2 separate regions of the Homo sapiens genome follow, and region 1 is linked to region 2. Evidence: chromatin loops called from intact Hi-C (ENCODE). Cell type or tissue: CD4-positive, alpha-beta T cell. All regions are shown on one strand. Links, peaks and the distances in the headings refer to the core of each region. The heading gives the core; the rest is flanking DNA.

Region 1 (6,375 bases), core at 1,068-3,567, 160 kb before region 2:
GCCCATTGGTCTTTTTTCTGGAGACAGAGTCTCACTCTGTCGCCCAGGCTGGAGTGCAATGGTGCAATCTCGGCTTACTGCAACCTCCACCTCTCGGGTTCAAGCGATTCTCCTGCTTCAGCCTCCCAAGTACCTGGGATTACAAGCATGTCCCACCACACCTGGCTAATTTTTGTATTTTTAGTAGAGATGGGGTTTTGCCATGTTGGCCAGGCTGGTCTCCAACTCCTGGCCTCAAATGATCTGCCTGCCTCGGCCTCCCAAAGTGCTGGGATTATGGGTGTGAACCACCATGCCTGCCTATCTTGAACTTTTATAAAAAAGAATCCACTGTCCCCAGACAGTGTGGTGGCTTTTTTTTTTTTTTTTTTCCTTCAGACAGAGTCTTGATCTGTTGTCCAGGCTGGAGTGCAGCGGCATGATCCTTTTTTTTTTTTTTGGTAGAGACAGGGTTTCGCCACATTGCCCAGGCTGGTCTCAAACTCCTAGACTCAAGTGATCCACCCACCTCGGCTTCCCAAAGTGCCGAGATTATAGGCATGAGCCACCATACCCAGCCATTTTTAAAATTTTCTGTAGAGACAAGGTCTCACTGTTTTGCCCAGGCTGGTCTTGAACTCCTCCTGGGTACAAGTAATTTCCCCAACTGCCGAAGTGCTGTGATTAAAAGCATGAACCACCATGCCTGGCCTCGGTGTGTTTTAATGCAGTTGATACTAAAGTAAAACAGGAAAACAAGAACAAAAATTTATTTGTTTTGAAGGTGAACAGAGGGCTAATTTTCTATGCTTTTCTCTTTTTGGAACCCTGATGAATGTTCTCTCTTGGTACACCTTCCTTTAAGGAAGTTGGAAGGTCTAGAGGTAACAGTGGGGAAGTTAACCTAGTTAATCCAACTATTGTGGACCAGGCAGAGATAATCTCAACCTCAGCACTATGGGCAGTTTGGGCAAGATAAGTCTTCTTTGTGGGAGGTTGTCCTGCACATTGTAGGATGTTTAAGAGCATCCCTGACGTCTACCCACTAGATGCCAGTACCAGTCTCTTCCCACCTCCCCAGCCCCATGACAACCAAAAATATCTCAAGACATTGCCATTATATGCCCCATCTTTAACATAGAGACTGAAGTATATGAAGAAAATCTGGCATTCTAGGTAGTTAGAAAAGGGGTGACCTCAGGATCAGACCCCCCTGAAAGGGTTTCATGGAACCCCGAGTCCTCAGAATAGACTTTGAGGAGAACTGGCCTAGAGATTAGCAATTTGGAAATAAAGAAAATCACTTTTGCTACAAGTGGTATCAACTGGGGTTCTGTTATATGTATTCCTATTGTATTAGATTGAAATGTTAAGTAATTATATTCTTCTAAATTCTGCCTAGTAAACAGGAATCTGGGGTTTTGTAAAGCACGTTAGTTCAGATTTGAAATTTAAGATAACGTGACTATCCTGGACAGAGGTGTGCCAGAGCAGATACTGCATTAGCATATTACTGGTGTTAACAGTATTCACCTTTCTTAATGGGAAGCCTACCGGATATTTTCTTAAGTTGCCTTTATAAAGCAACTTAATGTGATCAGTTCTTCCGAATGGTGATCAGTTATTTTAAATATTTTCTTTTTTTTTTTTTTTCTTTTTTCTTTTTTTCCTTGAGACAGTCTCACTCTATCGCCCAGGCTGGAGTGCAGTGGTGCAATCTTGGCTTACTGCAACCTCCACCTCTTGGGTTCAAGCGATTCTCCTGCTTCAGCCTCCCAAGTACCTGGGATTACAAGCATGTCCCACTACACGTGGCTGATTTTTATATTTTTAGTAGAGATGGGGTTTCGCCACGTTGGCCAGGCTGGTCTCCAACTGCTGGCCTCAAATGATCTCCCTGCCTTGGCCTCCCAAAGTGTTGGGATTACAGGCGTGAGCCACTGCGCCCAGACATATTTTAAATATTTTCTTGCTATTTATTAAACCATTTAAAAGTTATCCAGCTTACTTCTCCTTTGCTCTACCCTAATATGCAGTATTGTTGTGCTTTGTAGATAACCAAAAGCACCATTTTGTTTCAGTGAGCCAATTTGATTTTCTTCCCTAAGTTGAATTAACAAGGTTTTACTGTAGTGTGATAGCCAAGGCAATTAACAAAAAATTATGAGGAAGTCATTTTTAAATTCTGTACTTTTGTTTGATTCTATGATTTTACTTTATTTTTTTTTTTAAATAGGAAATGACTTGCAGTTGAGTGAGTCTGGCAGTGACAGTGATGACTAGTGCTGGATCTTTCGAAACCTACTTTTTGGTGCACAAACATGCCGCAAGACTGAGCTACTTTGGCGTGGAGTCCATTGCAAGAGGAAAATGTTATGGATCAGTGACTGTAGTAGGAGTTTGAGGCTCTGGAACTCTCACATATTCAAGTCTTTAACTTAGTGGTGATGGGTGATTTTCTCGTGTCATTTTTGAACAATCTCATCTTTCAAAGTTTAAGTAGACCTGTAGAAGAGCTAACAGAATTATATTTCTATTTAGTTAAAATTGTTAATGAAAAACAGATAAATGTGCCCTGGTCTAAGTTACTCAAAGGCCATATCTTCACCAGGCCAGAGATTCAGTTTTAAACCTCAGCAGCCATCAGTTTGGCCAAGTGGTTGGTACCAGTGGAATGAAGTCTTTGATGGGTAGGAGAGAGAGGGAAAACCTCAAACTACATCATAGAAGTATGTTAAAACCACTTTAAATTGTTGACACAAAGTGGTAAGGAAGTTTTGTCTGACTCAGCCTGACAAGCCTGGATAGAAATGGACCTCAGAATACAGAATGGAGTCCTTGAGTGTCAGTTGGTGAGGACCATGGAGTCCTGCCAGCTCAACCTGTCATTTACAGACTAAGAAAGGGAAGTACACACCTGGCTTGTGGCCAGTCTCCTGCCCCCTCTCTGGGCTTTCCTCACTGTTCTCTCCCTTGAATCTCATTTGTAGGAATCAAGAGATTCCTATACATGGGACTTTTAGATGTACATTGGCACTTGGATTAGATTCCAAAAGACAAAAGTGTTGGGTGCTTCTAGCTTGAATTCAGTCCCTAAATACATGAGGCTGGGTGAGCAGATGAAACCGGTAGCCACTGTGCTGATGCATGTGACTCCATTCAGTTGGGGATTTTGGTTCCATGTGGATCCATACTAAGTATTCTTCAGTCAGTGGATTTTAGCAAGGGGAGGTAGGAGTGGAAGAGAGGTGTGAAGAAACCTCTCCGAACAAATGAACCAGCAGTAAGTTTCTAAAAATCAGAATCTAGATAGAAGTTCTGCAATATGAAATGAGCACATTCTTTGATAAGGCGTATCTATTCATGCTTTTGTACCACTGTTTTGTACCTGACTCCCTGACCGATTTGTATTTTTTATATACAACTAGAAGGAAGTCACAAGATTGCCTTCTACAGTGTGCCATTTCCAAATGGATCTGTTGTTGGAGGAAACTGGTTGCTAGTCAATGTTCTATATTTAATGAATGTGTGATAAATCATCCTGTAATCAGTATGGAGTAACCTGTTTTTGTAGTTTGGATGAATATGTCCTGAGAAATTTCCATCCACTTTGGTTCAGCGGACATCAAGGTAGTAATAATAATTTTTCCTCCACAGGTCCCTCCACTCATATGGCCTCTCCCTCCCCAGCTAGTGGAGGGGAAGCAGTCTGGACTTAGAAAGGAAATAGGTGGTCTGTCATAGGGGCTTTCATTAGAGTTAAACTTCATAGAGTCAACTGTTTCATCATCATAGTGAGCCCAGAGAGCCACTGCCCAGCAGCATGCTCACACCACCTACCCTAGTGTAGGTAATAGGTCTACGCTAGGACCCCGTGCTGGGCTCTCAGCCCATCATGAGATTTTGGTGGATTTAATGGCAGGTAGGAACTTATTTATAGTGGATTGATAATTGCTTTATAATTCCTTGGTAATGACAGCTCAGGGAAGGTTTCACAAGGTCATGATCAGGAGACTTGAATTGTTACTGGATGTAGGAATTGTTTCACTGCTCTTAACTTGCTCAAACTGGGGCAGGTTCCAGGAACTTGAACTAAAAATATCTATTTAAGCCTCTCTCTCTTTCTCTCCTCCCCAACTTTTTTCTGAAAGCCTTGATTTCTGTAGACAGAACTATGGTTTTTGGCATGTTGGGTCAAGACGTGTTTCTATAGGAAATGCTTGCACGTGGCACTGGCTTGGTGAGTCAAGCTTCCTGAGCTTCAGACCGTTTGTCCTGTCATCTGTCCTGCCCAACACTGTATGGTTTTTCTCTAGCACGGCTTCAATTTTGTTCTCTGCACAAAGCCTTTGGTGGTTCTGCCCTCTGCCCTCCAGCTTTACCCACCAGAGTAAGCAATCTTTTCTTTTTAGAAATCAAGAATTTGGCTTCACAGATGGCTTCTCACAGATGCCCTCCTGCCAGCCAAACCGGACTTGTTCTTCCTGCCTCTGTGCCTTCTCTCATTCTCCTTCTCTCCCTCCATACCCCACTTTTGAGGTTCTGTGGGTACCATCTTTGTGGACTCTTGTCTTTTTTTTCAACCCACATGGAGTGCCCTGTGTGTACATACTGACCTTTTTTTTTTTTTTTTTTTTTTGCTTGAACTCTGGTCGGTATGAGCTCCTTAAAAGCAGGTACTGGGCTGGCTGTGGTGACTCATGCCTGTAATCCCAGCACTTTGGGAGGCTGAGGTGGGAGGATTGCTTGAGTCCAGGAGTTTGAGACCAGCCTGGGCAACATGGCGAGACCCTGTTTCTACAAAAAGAAAAAGGGAAAAAAAAAGCAGGGACTGTCATTCTCATCTCCTCCCTGGGGTATCCACAGGAATGGACATTCAAATGGTTGTAGCCTGGTGGGGTAGAAGGCAGAGAAGACTACCCAGCCAGTGAAGTGCAGAGGATAGACATAGGAAAACATTCCAGGCATTTGGAGACAGCTGAAAGTATCCATGCTGACTTTCATGATTTAGAAGTCTTTAACTGAATTATTAAAATTGCCTTTTTTTTGTGCTGTACAATGTCTACTGTACTGTGGGTCATTTAGATGAGATGAAAAACTTAATTAAATCTGAAGTGTCAGAGGCGCTTAGTAAGCCTTAGTAAAGTTGTGATTGAAGAAACTTAATACAAATGAACTAGAGGTTTGTAATCATGCCACTCACTAACGATTTTATTTCTGTAGCAGAATCATTTTTTCTATGTAAGGTGTTAATGTGTGTGTATGTGCTTTGGTTGTAGGAAAACTTGAAAATTCCAAAATCCTTATTTTCCTATTTGAGAGGCTGGTTCAGCAGGGTGTGTGTGTGTGTGTGTGTGTGTGTGTATGAATGGTATATTTATTACATTATTTTGAAAGAGAATTAGTGTGTTATGTGGATAATGTTATATACAGCCAAAGTGGATGTTTCTATTTGGCAAGGAAGGTAGGATTTCTGAAACTCAGGCCTTAACCAATAGGTTGGAAGACAAGACCAATTGAAGAGTTAGGAAATGTGAGTTTTTGTTACTTCTGTTATTCCAGTCTTGGTTTCATTGTCTCATTCTTTATTTTTAAAATCTTGTGCCTAAAAGTTTTTTTGCTTAATTATGAAGTAGACATGCATGTTTACATTTATGTAAAATATTTGCTGTGTAAAGTATTTTTTGTTTATTCTCTTAAAAGATCACTATATTTAAATAAAAGTGAAGGTCAGCAACACATTTCTTGTCTTGGTGGGTTTCATTTTCTTTTAGAAATCAATGAGCAATATAGGGTTCTTTTAAGAACCTTCTGTGCTTAAGCCTAAATAGCTAACTAAATGGATTCCTTTTTAATTTGGTGTTTATAATCATTAGGAAGTATACCTCAGCTTTTAAAAGGTGTGACATTCAAAACTGAAGGACGAACTTCAGTTTTTAAAAGGTATGAAGTTCAAAACTGAATTACATCTGAGGCCATTTTACTTGGTCTGAGAAGGAGGGCTTAGTTTGGGTCTGAGAACCATGCAACAGTTAAACTGAATCCCTAGACATATCCTATTGTCATTTTAGTTTACCAGATTCCTTCTGCCTGGAATGCTATGCCACACACACCTCTGACTCCCAGCTGACATTTGGCTAGAAATCCTGACCTCCTGCTTCCATTCTCCACTTCTGCTTCAGCAGTGCTCACATTTACCTGTGGTCTTGGCTCCTCTGCTAGACTGTATAAACTTCTAGGTAGGCAGTGGCCATATTCCTTTTTAATTCGCTGTAGTGTCTCTAATGGGTGCTCAATATATTTGGATTGAATTAAATTACGTGTTAAGTCTAGAAATCCTCTGCTACTTAATTCTGCAATGTGCTTGTTCCCTCAGATGGTAATAGGAGTTAGACT
Region 2 (8,877 bases), core at 4,831-7,330:
AGGCTTTATCGTACTTGACTGAAACTTTGTACCCTTTGACCTATCTCCCTATTCCCCCTCCTCCTCCTCATTCCCTCCCCGGTAACTAACTCTACTTTCAGTTTCTAAGAATTGAAGGGGTTTTTTTTTTCCAAGTCTTTCTACCCTAGATCAGCATTAGCTCTACTCAGTAAAATCCTGCAGTGACCTTTTTAAGAAAATGTTTTCAGTAATAATAATGTCATTACCAGCAGTTCATGTTTGCATTTGCCATACCGCCCAAGGCATGGATGAGACCTGGGCCAGAAACAACAAGGCAGACTCCTGGCCTAAAAGCAAAACAGAATTTATTAAAATCAGGTCAAATGTAACAACTGATTCATAACACTTTAGTGTGAAACATGGCAATCTTGGACTTCAAAGGAAGGACATACAAGTCTTTACTATAACTGATAAAACAATTATTAGAATATTTTTAATTAAAAAACAAGGCGATATATATATATCGCGATATATATACATACACACATATACGTATATAGTGTATACACTATATATGTATATAGTGTATATATACGTATATACGTGTATATATACACACACTATATACATAGTGTATATATATACACACTATATACCTATAGTATATACTATATACGTATATATACACACACTACATACGTATATATACACACACTATATACGTATATATACGTATATACGTATACGTATATATACACACACTATATACGTATATATACACACTATATACGTATACATACGTGTATATATGTATACATACGTATATACGTATACATGCATGTATATATGTATACATACGTATATATGTATACATGCGTGTATATATGTATACATACGTATATACGTATACATACGTGTATATATGGATCCATATATACGTATACATACGTGTATATGTATACATACGTATATATATGTATACATATATGTATATATACTCTGGGCACCAGAGTATACTCTATATATATGTATACATACAGACACACGTATACACACACGTGTATACATGTAGACACACGTATACACACACGTATGCATGTAGACACACGTATACATACACACACGTATACATACACACACGTATACATACACTTGTATACATATACACTTGTATATACACTTGTATACATATACACATGTATACACATGTACGCACATGTGTGCGTGTATACACATGTACGCACATGTGTGCGTGTATACACATGTACGCACATGTGTGCGTGTATACACATGTACGCACATGTGTGCGTGTATACACATGTACGCACATGTGTGCGTGTATACACATGTACGCACATGTGTGCGTGTATACACATGTACGCACATGTGTGCGTGTATACACATGTACGCACATGTGTGCGTGTATACACATGTACGCACATGTGTGCGTGTATACACATGTACGCACATGTGTGCGTGTATACACATGTACGCACATGTGTGCGTGTATACACATGTACGCACATGTGTGCGTGTATACACATGTACGCACATGTGTGCGTGTATACACATGTACGCACATGTGTGCGTGTATACACATGTACGCACATGTGTGCGTGTATACACATGTACGCACATGTGTGCGTGTATACACATGTACGCACATGTGTGCGTGTATACACATGTACGCATATGTACATATATACTCTGGGCAAGAGTGAGATGCTATCTCAAAAAAAGTGTATATATACACACACATATACATATATGTGTGTGTATATATACACACACATACGTATATATGTATATATACACACATACACACATACGTATATATGTGTGTATATATACACACATATATATGTGCGTGTGTGTATATATATACACACTTTTTTTTTGAGATAGCATCTCACTCTGTTGCTCAGGCTGGAGTGCAGTGGCATGATCAGGGCTCACTGCAGCCTCAACCTCCTAAGCTCAGGTGATCTTCCCACCACAGCCTCCCAAGTAACCGGGACTACAGGCAGATGCCACCACACCCGGCTAATTTTTTGTATTTTTTTTTGGTAGAGATGGGGTTTCACCATGTTGCCCAGGCTGGTCTTGAACTCCTGGGCTCAAGCAATCTGCCTGCCTTGGCCTCCCAAAGTGCTGGGATTACAGGCATAAGCCAGCATGCCTGGCCCAAAAAAAGAAAGATATCGGATTTCTTGTGAGAAATAAGGTACCTATCATTTTCACACCTTATGTCTCTAACCACTTATTTTGATCTGGACTACATCTGGACTAAATCAAGTTAATGGTATACAGAAGCAAATTTTTGACTGCTGAGTTCATTTTTGTATGAAAAAAGGTTTTTTTTTCATTTCTTAACAAATAAATATAACGTCGACTGATCTTTGATAGGAAAGTAATTCTGAATGCAGTGCTCTGCCCAAAATGTTTTGTGTTTTTTTTTTTGTCTTTTTTTTTTTTTTTTTTGAGACGAAGTCTCGTTCTTGTTCCCCAGGCTGCAGTGCAATGGTGTGATCTCGGCTCACTGCAACCTCCGCCTCCCGGATTCAAGTGATTCTCCTGCCTCAGCCTCCCAAGTAGCTGGGATTACAGGCATGTGCCACCACACCCGGCTAATTTTTGTATTTTTAGTAGAGACGGGGTTTCACCATGTTTGGCCAGGCTTGTCTCCAACTCCTGGCCTCAGGTGATCCACCCGCCTCGGCCTCCCAAAGTGCTGGGATTACAGGCATGAGCCACCGCGCCTGGTCCCCAAAATCTTTTAAAACTGAATTTGAGGCTGAGCACGGTGGCTGACGTCTGTAATCCCAGCATCTTGAGAGGCTGAGGCAGATGGATCACTTGAGTCTAGGAGTTCAAGACCAGCCTGGGCAACATGATGAAACCCTGTCTCTAAAAAATATAAAAACTAGCTGAGTATGGTGGTGCACACCTGTAGTGCCAGCTACTTGGGAGGCTGAGGCAGGAGAATCGCTGGAACCTGGGAGGTGGAGTTTGCAGTGAGCCGAGATGGTGCCACTGCACTCCAGCATGGAGACGACAGAGTGAGACTCCAAATAAATAAATATTGAACTTGAATGTTTTACCCTTCAGTGTGACTTTCTAAGCTTAAACCACTCGGGAAAAAGGTATCTCAATATAATTCAGTTCACCATTTTACACTTATAAAATAATTTCTTAAAAATTTCTGTTTAAGACAGACTTGAAAATAAGTAATTACCACCAAGTAAACTAAACTTCTAGAACAGTACTATCCAACAGAACTTTGTATAGTAATAGAAATGTTCTGCATTTGCAGTATGATACGGTAGCCACTACTGACATGGTTACTGAGCACTTGAAATGTGGCTACTACAAACTGATAAACTATGATTTAAATGTTATTTAATTTTAATTAATTTAAATGTAAACAAGTCATACGGCTCGTGGCTACTATACTTGCCAGTGCAGCTCCAGAAGTTCATTCAAACAGCAAAAATGTTTTAAATATGAACTTTTCGGCCGGGCATGGTGGCTCACGCCTGTAATCCCAGCCCTTTGGGAGGCCAAGGCCAGCAGATCATGAGGTCAAGAGACAGAGACCATCCTGGCCAACATAGTGAAACCCCATCTCTACTAAAATACAAAAATTAGCTGGGTGTGGTGGTGCATGCCTGTAATCCCAGCTACTGGGGAAGCTGAGGCATGAGGATCGCTTGAACCCAGGAGGCAGAGGTTCCACTGAGCCGAGATTGCACCACTGCACTGTCCAGCCCAGATAACAGTGCAAGACTCCATCTCAAAAAAAAAAAAGTATGAACTTTTAACCATTCTCTTAATCATTGTTCTAGCATTTTTTACATTAAGGCATTAATTAATAACTATAATTTAAATGCTTTCCAAGCTAAATGAAAAGATTAAAATATTTGTCATATGTAAATAAAGCGGCAGAAAACAGTGACAATAGTGTTACTTGATGGCCTATTTTTTTCAGGTTCAAATTCACAAGTTCCTTATCACAGAAAAAAAACTATTCTGGTGAGGTCTAGACTTTGAGAATCTTATTAGTTTGCATTTCTTAGCAACTGAATTACTAGTTTCATTTTTGGAAATAAAAAAATGTATTAAAACTAACATATGTGAAAAAAGTATGATACACATTCCTGTGAGAGTCCAAATTCTGCTTAAAAAATACATAGATAAGGGAAAAAACTGGAAGAAAATGACCAATTCTTAACAGTTCTGAGATCATAGGTGATTTTCTTCATCTTTTTTCCTTTTTTTTTTTTTTTTTTTTTTTGAGACGGAGTCTCACTCTATCACCCAGGCTGGAGTGCAGTGGCGCAATCTCAGCTCACTGCAACCTCCGCCTCCTGGGTTCAAGCCGATTCTCCTGCCTCAGCCTCCCGAGTAGCTGGGATTACAGACGCATGCCACCACACCAGGGTGATTTTTGTATTTTTAGTAGAGATGGTGTTTCACCATGTTGGCCAAGCTGGTCTCAAACTCCTGACCTCAGGTGATCCACCTGCCTCAGCCTCCCAAAGTGCTGGGATTACAGGCGTGACCCACCGTGCCTAGTCGATTTTCATTTTCTTCTTTGTGCTTTCTATATTTTCCAAGTTTTCCAAAATGGACATTTTAAAAATGTATTAATTTTTAATAATAAAAAGGGGGTGGTAGTTAGGTAACATGGATACACACTAAAAAATCAGAACGTGTGGAACAGCTCTCAACAGTCACATTTTGAACCAAGCATTTTTGTATTAAGTGTGCTGGGGTAGTTGTGAGATCCAAGACAAGGTATCATACATCAACTCACTATCTGATCACCAGTGATTCACTCTACAAAATGGCAATGTGTTCCACTCTGAAACACTTCTGGTATCATTATTCTTTTGATGTGGTCCTCAGAGAGTTTTAAATGTTTTTTATCCTTTGTTATTTAATATATTTTTCTATAATCTTTCCAAATGAACTCATCCTTCAGCTGAAAGACGTAATAGTTCTACCCCAAAATATTAAAGTAATTGAAGTGAAACAAATTTTAGTTTACCTGCTTGTCAGATATCCAATCGCGGAGGCAGCATAACAAGCCTACGAGAAAACAACACTGGGACTTGAGCATATTGGGATCCTTATAGTACATTTATGACAGCAACTTACTATTAAATAATAGACAAGAACATAGTGGTAAAGGCAGAATTAAAATATTTCCAACCTTAGTAATAAATGTTCTACACATAAATTTCAAATAATGGTTATCTAAATTTTAGTTTTTCAGGAAATTTGTTCATATGTATGTTATTCAAAACATCCTCTTACAATTGCTTAAATATCTGCAGGATCAATAGGAATGTCCTCTTTTATTAACAATATTGGTAATTTGTTTTCTTTCTTTTATTCTTCATCAGTCTCATGAGGGGTTTATCAAATTTATCCATCTTTTCAAAGAACAAATTTTTTTAGTTCTTCGAAAATTTTTGTTGGTTTTTCTCTATTGTTTGTTTTCTATTTCATTGATTTCTGTTCTTGTATTTATTATTTCAGTCATTTTGAATTTGATTTGCTTTTCTTTTTCTAGCTTCTTAAAATACAAATTTAGAACACTGGTTTTTAATTTTCTTTACTAATAATTTGTTTAAAATGATTCCAAGAACTGCTTTAGTTATAGGTTACAAGTTTGAGTTGCATCTTTTCATTATCATTCTATTCAAAATATTTTCTACTTTCCATTGTGATTTCTTCTTCAACCCATTGGTTAATTAGGATCTGTAGTGATACCTCCTTTTTCATTCCTGACATTGGTAATCTGTTTTCTCTTTTATTCTCAATCAGTCTATCTTGAAGTTTATTCATTTTGTTAATCTTTTCAAATATTTACAAAATACCAAAAAGTATGTTGCTTAATTTCCAAAGGTCTGAGATTCTTTTTAGTGATCTCTTATTGAGTTCCACTTTACTTCCACATGGTCAGGTGACATATACTGCACGCTTTCAATCCTTGGCGATTTATTGAGATTTCCTTTATGGCCTGCATATGGATAGTTTTTACCTTGTAACTCTACTTCAGCTCATAATCAGGAAGAGAGGGGGCACTAAATTAAATGCACACAAGATAACCTGGGAAAATGCTGAGTGCTCTCTCAAATTCTTCTTAGTCTGGGACATCATTTTTTTCCCAGTATTATTTCTTCTCATTTCTTTAGAAATAATAATGAATTGCGTATTTCCTAGCCTTCATTCAGCTTTAAATGAAGTAGTATACTGTCTTAAAGAACTCCACATTAACGACATAAATGTGGAAAAAAAAAAAAAGGAAATGTTTATGGATCATAATCTTAACTGGCTCTACTATCATACACCCACTGAGAACCTGCACAAAGACTCTGCTCTTTTCCTGTGTCGCTATTCTCTACTGGCCCCATCTCTCTTTCCTTTTGCACATAAGGCCAAATTCACATTAGGAGAATAAGACAACTCCTAAGAAATGCAGGCATGTAAATACCTGCTGCAATAAGAACACTTTATTTAGACACCCAAAAGAATTGCCCACTTATGATAGCTAGGTAAGAAATGTTGCTAGGCAATGCAAAATATACAACAACACGTAACAAAAAGTATATTCCTCTGGTAGGAAATGTCAAAAGTTGAGAGGTAACTGTTTTGTTTTGTTTTATTTTGTTTTGTTTTGTTTTTTTTTTTTGAGACAGAGTTTCGGAGTTTCGCTCTTGTTGCCCAGGCTGGAGTGCAATGATGCAATATTGGCTCACGGCAACCTCCACCTCCCAGGTTCAAGCAATTCTCCTGCCTCAGCTTCCCGAGCAGCTGGCATTACAAACATGCACCACCACGCCTGGCTAATTTTATATTTTTAGAAACGGGGTTTCTCCATGTTGGTCAGGCTGGTCTCAAACTCCTGACCTCAGGTGATCTGCCTGCCTCAGCCTCCCAAAGTGCTGGGATTACAGGCGTGAGCCACCGCGCCTGGCCATAACTGGTTTTATGACCATAAAAGATCTGTTCCTCTACTAAACTACCTCCATTCACAGGCAGAACAGTGTACATGGTACTTAGAGAGTGGACTCTCGAGCCAATCTGTTTTGATTTAAATCCCAGCTTCCCCACTTTCTACTGTGTAATTTTGGCAAGTTGCTCTAAATCTCTGTTTCTTCATCTATAAAATGAAAATAATTCAAAGCACTGCTGTGAGGATGAAATCAGTTCGTATGTGTAAAACACTCAAAATAGTGCCCACACACAGTAAGCTCTCAAGAACAATGAACTTGCTGACAATCTGCCTACTTGCTGGCCAATTGGTCAGTATGTCTTGATTACTCTATGGATCTAATCAAAGACAATGAAGTCACACCCAACTACATCTTTCTCTTTATCACAAACATGTCCTGAATGCCTTAGCCTGTTTTCATGTTCCCTCTGAATCATTCTGTCACTACCCTTAGTTCAGGTACCATTTAAGTCTTCCTTTGACTACCATAGAGTCAGGATGCTTGAGGGACATATGCACTGGGATGTTCCACCAACATCTCAAATGCATGTGTTCAAAATTGAACATCACCTTTCTCCTCCAAGCTGGCTCTTCCCTCTATATTCCCAGTCTCAGTCACAGACAATATGATCTACACAATCAATCAAGTAAGCCCAAAATCTAGGAATCATCTCCAGAGGAGCCTGCCTCCTCTTTCCTAACTGGTTAATGCCTGCTTATCCTTCAGGACAGCTCAGACATCATCTCCTGTGGGAAGCTGAGCCTGGGTACTCCTTCTCTGGGCTTTATAGCACCCTGGATATCTCTCTATCACAGCACTTACCACCTTATAATACAATTGTCTGTGTCTGTCTCCACAGCTTGGCTGTAAGCCCCTTAAAGCCAGGAACTATCATTCATCTCTGTATCCAGCACCCAACACAGCACATGGGACCTAAAGAACCCTCAACTAAGCTTATAGGGGCTGAAATAAAACTTAGAGACAGAGGTCGTGCTATGTTGCCCAGGCAGCCTCTAATTCCTGGACTTGAGTAATCCTCCTGCCTCAGCCCCCTTCGTAGCTGGGATTACTGGCATGTACAACCATGCCTCGCATCATCTTTCTGAAGTACAAATCTAATTACATCGCCCACCTGTTTAGAAAAACCTTTAGTCTCCCCCATTGCCTACTGTTAAAAAAAAAAAAAAATTCAAACTCTTTTTAGATTTCCCACAACCTCCCCTCAACCTACCTACCAGTCTCACAGCTCACCATGCCTTTACCTACCTTGAGGGAACCACATGAACTAACATTACCTCTACAGGCAATCTTCTCTGTCCTCAAAGAGAACCAGTCACCCCTTCTGTGCTACTACATCTATTGTGAGAGTTATAATAGATGAGTCTTTTTCTGTAAGTCTTACCCTCACCTTCCAGGACTGATCAACGTGAAGATCAAGACTAAACCTCACTCCTTCTTTACATCCCTCTCTCCTACAGGTTATGTAGCACAATCCTTAGTATACAGTACTTAGTCAATAAATGTTTGCTGTATGAAGAAATCAGTGGCAGATATGTCATCTCTACAAAAACAGTTAAGTATAGGTTCCATTCATAGGTCAATAGCTTCATTTTTTCACACAGATGAAAGAACAGAATGTTGTTCTAACAAAGACAAGTAAAATGTAGAAGCAACAGAAACTCAAAACCTCCTAGTTTTAAGATTAAAAAATACAAATCTCAAACCTTGTAGATAAAGAATGTCATTCAATAAAGAATGTCATTCAATAAAGAATGTCATTCAATTAATAAATAATGTATAATATTAAGCATCTACACCACGTGAAAGCACAAACCAAGCCAGGCACTGTGGTGATATAACAAATGAATCACAACTTCTGCCCTCCAGGCACTCATGTATGATGGCAAAAGGC

The links. A loop is a pair of places that touch in the nucleus more often than their neighbours do. Peaks named below come from ENCODE experiments on the same cell type or tissue, not always from the same donor. Only the 100,000 strongest peaks of a DNase experiment are listed, where the experiment ranks them.
Region 1: it touches region 2 in a loop (4-fold over the local background); 7 of 110 quality-filtered maps call a loop at or near these places.

The regions. Positions count from the first base shown.
Region 1 is chr3:15,436,894-15,443,268 of GRCh38, forward strand. EAF1 (ELL associated factor 1) reads left to right here. Exons shown (of 6, transcript NM_033083.7): 6 at 2,216-5,720. The coding sequence ends at 2,262. Among named protein-coding and RNA genes, the nearest start is that of EAF1, 12 kb to the left of the region's middle. In CD4-positive, alpha-beta T cell, for the core only: no CTCF peak of the experiment used is centred there; a DNase peak (open chromatin) is centred at 2,288.
Region 2 is chr3:15,591,373-15,600,249 of GRCh38, forward strand. It overlaps HACL1 (2-hydroxyacyl-CoA lyase 1), which reads right to left. Exons shown (of 17, transcript NM_012260.4): 3 at 5,012-5,052; 4 at 228-308. Among named protein-coding and RNA genes, the nearest start is that of HACL1, 5.8 kb to the right of the region's middle. In CD4-positive, alpha-beta T cell, for the core only: no CTCF peak of the experiment used is centred there; no DNase peak of the experiment used is centred there.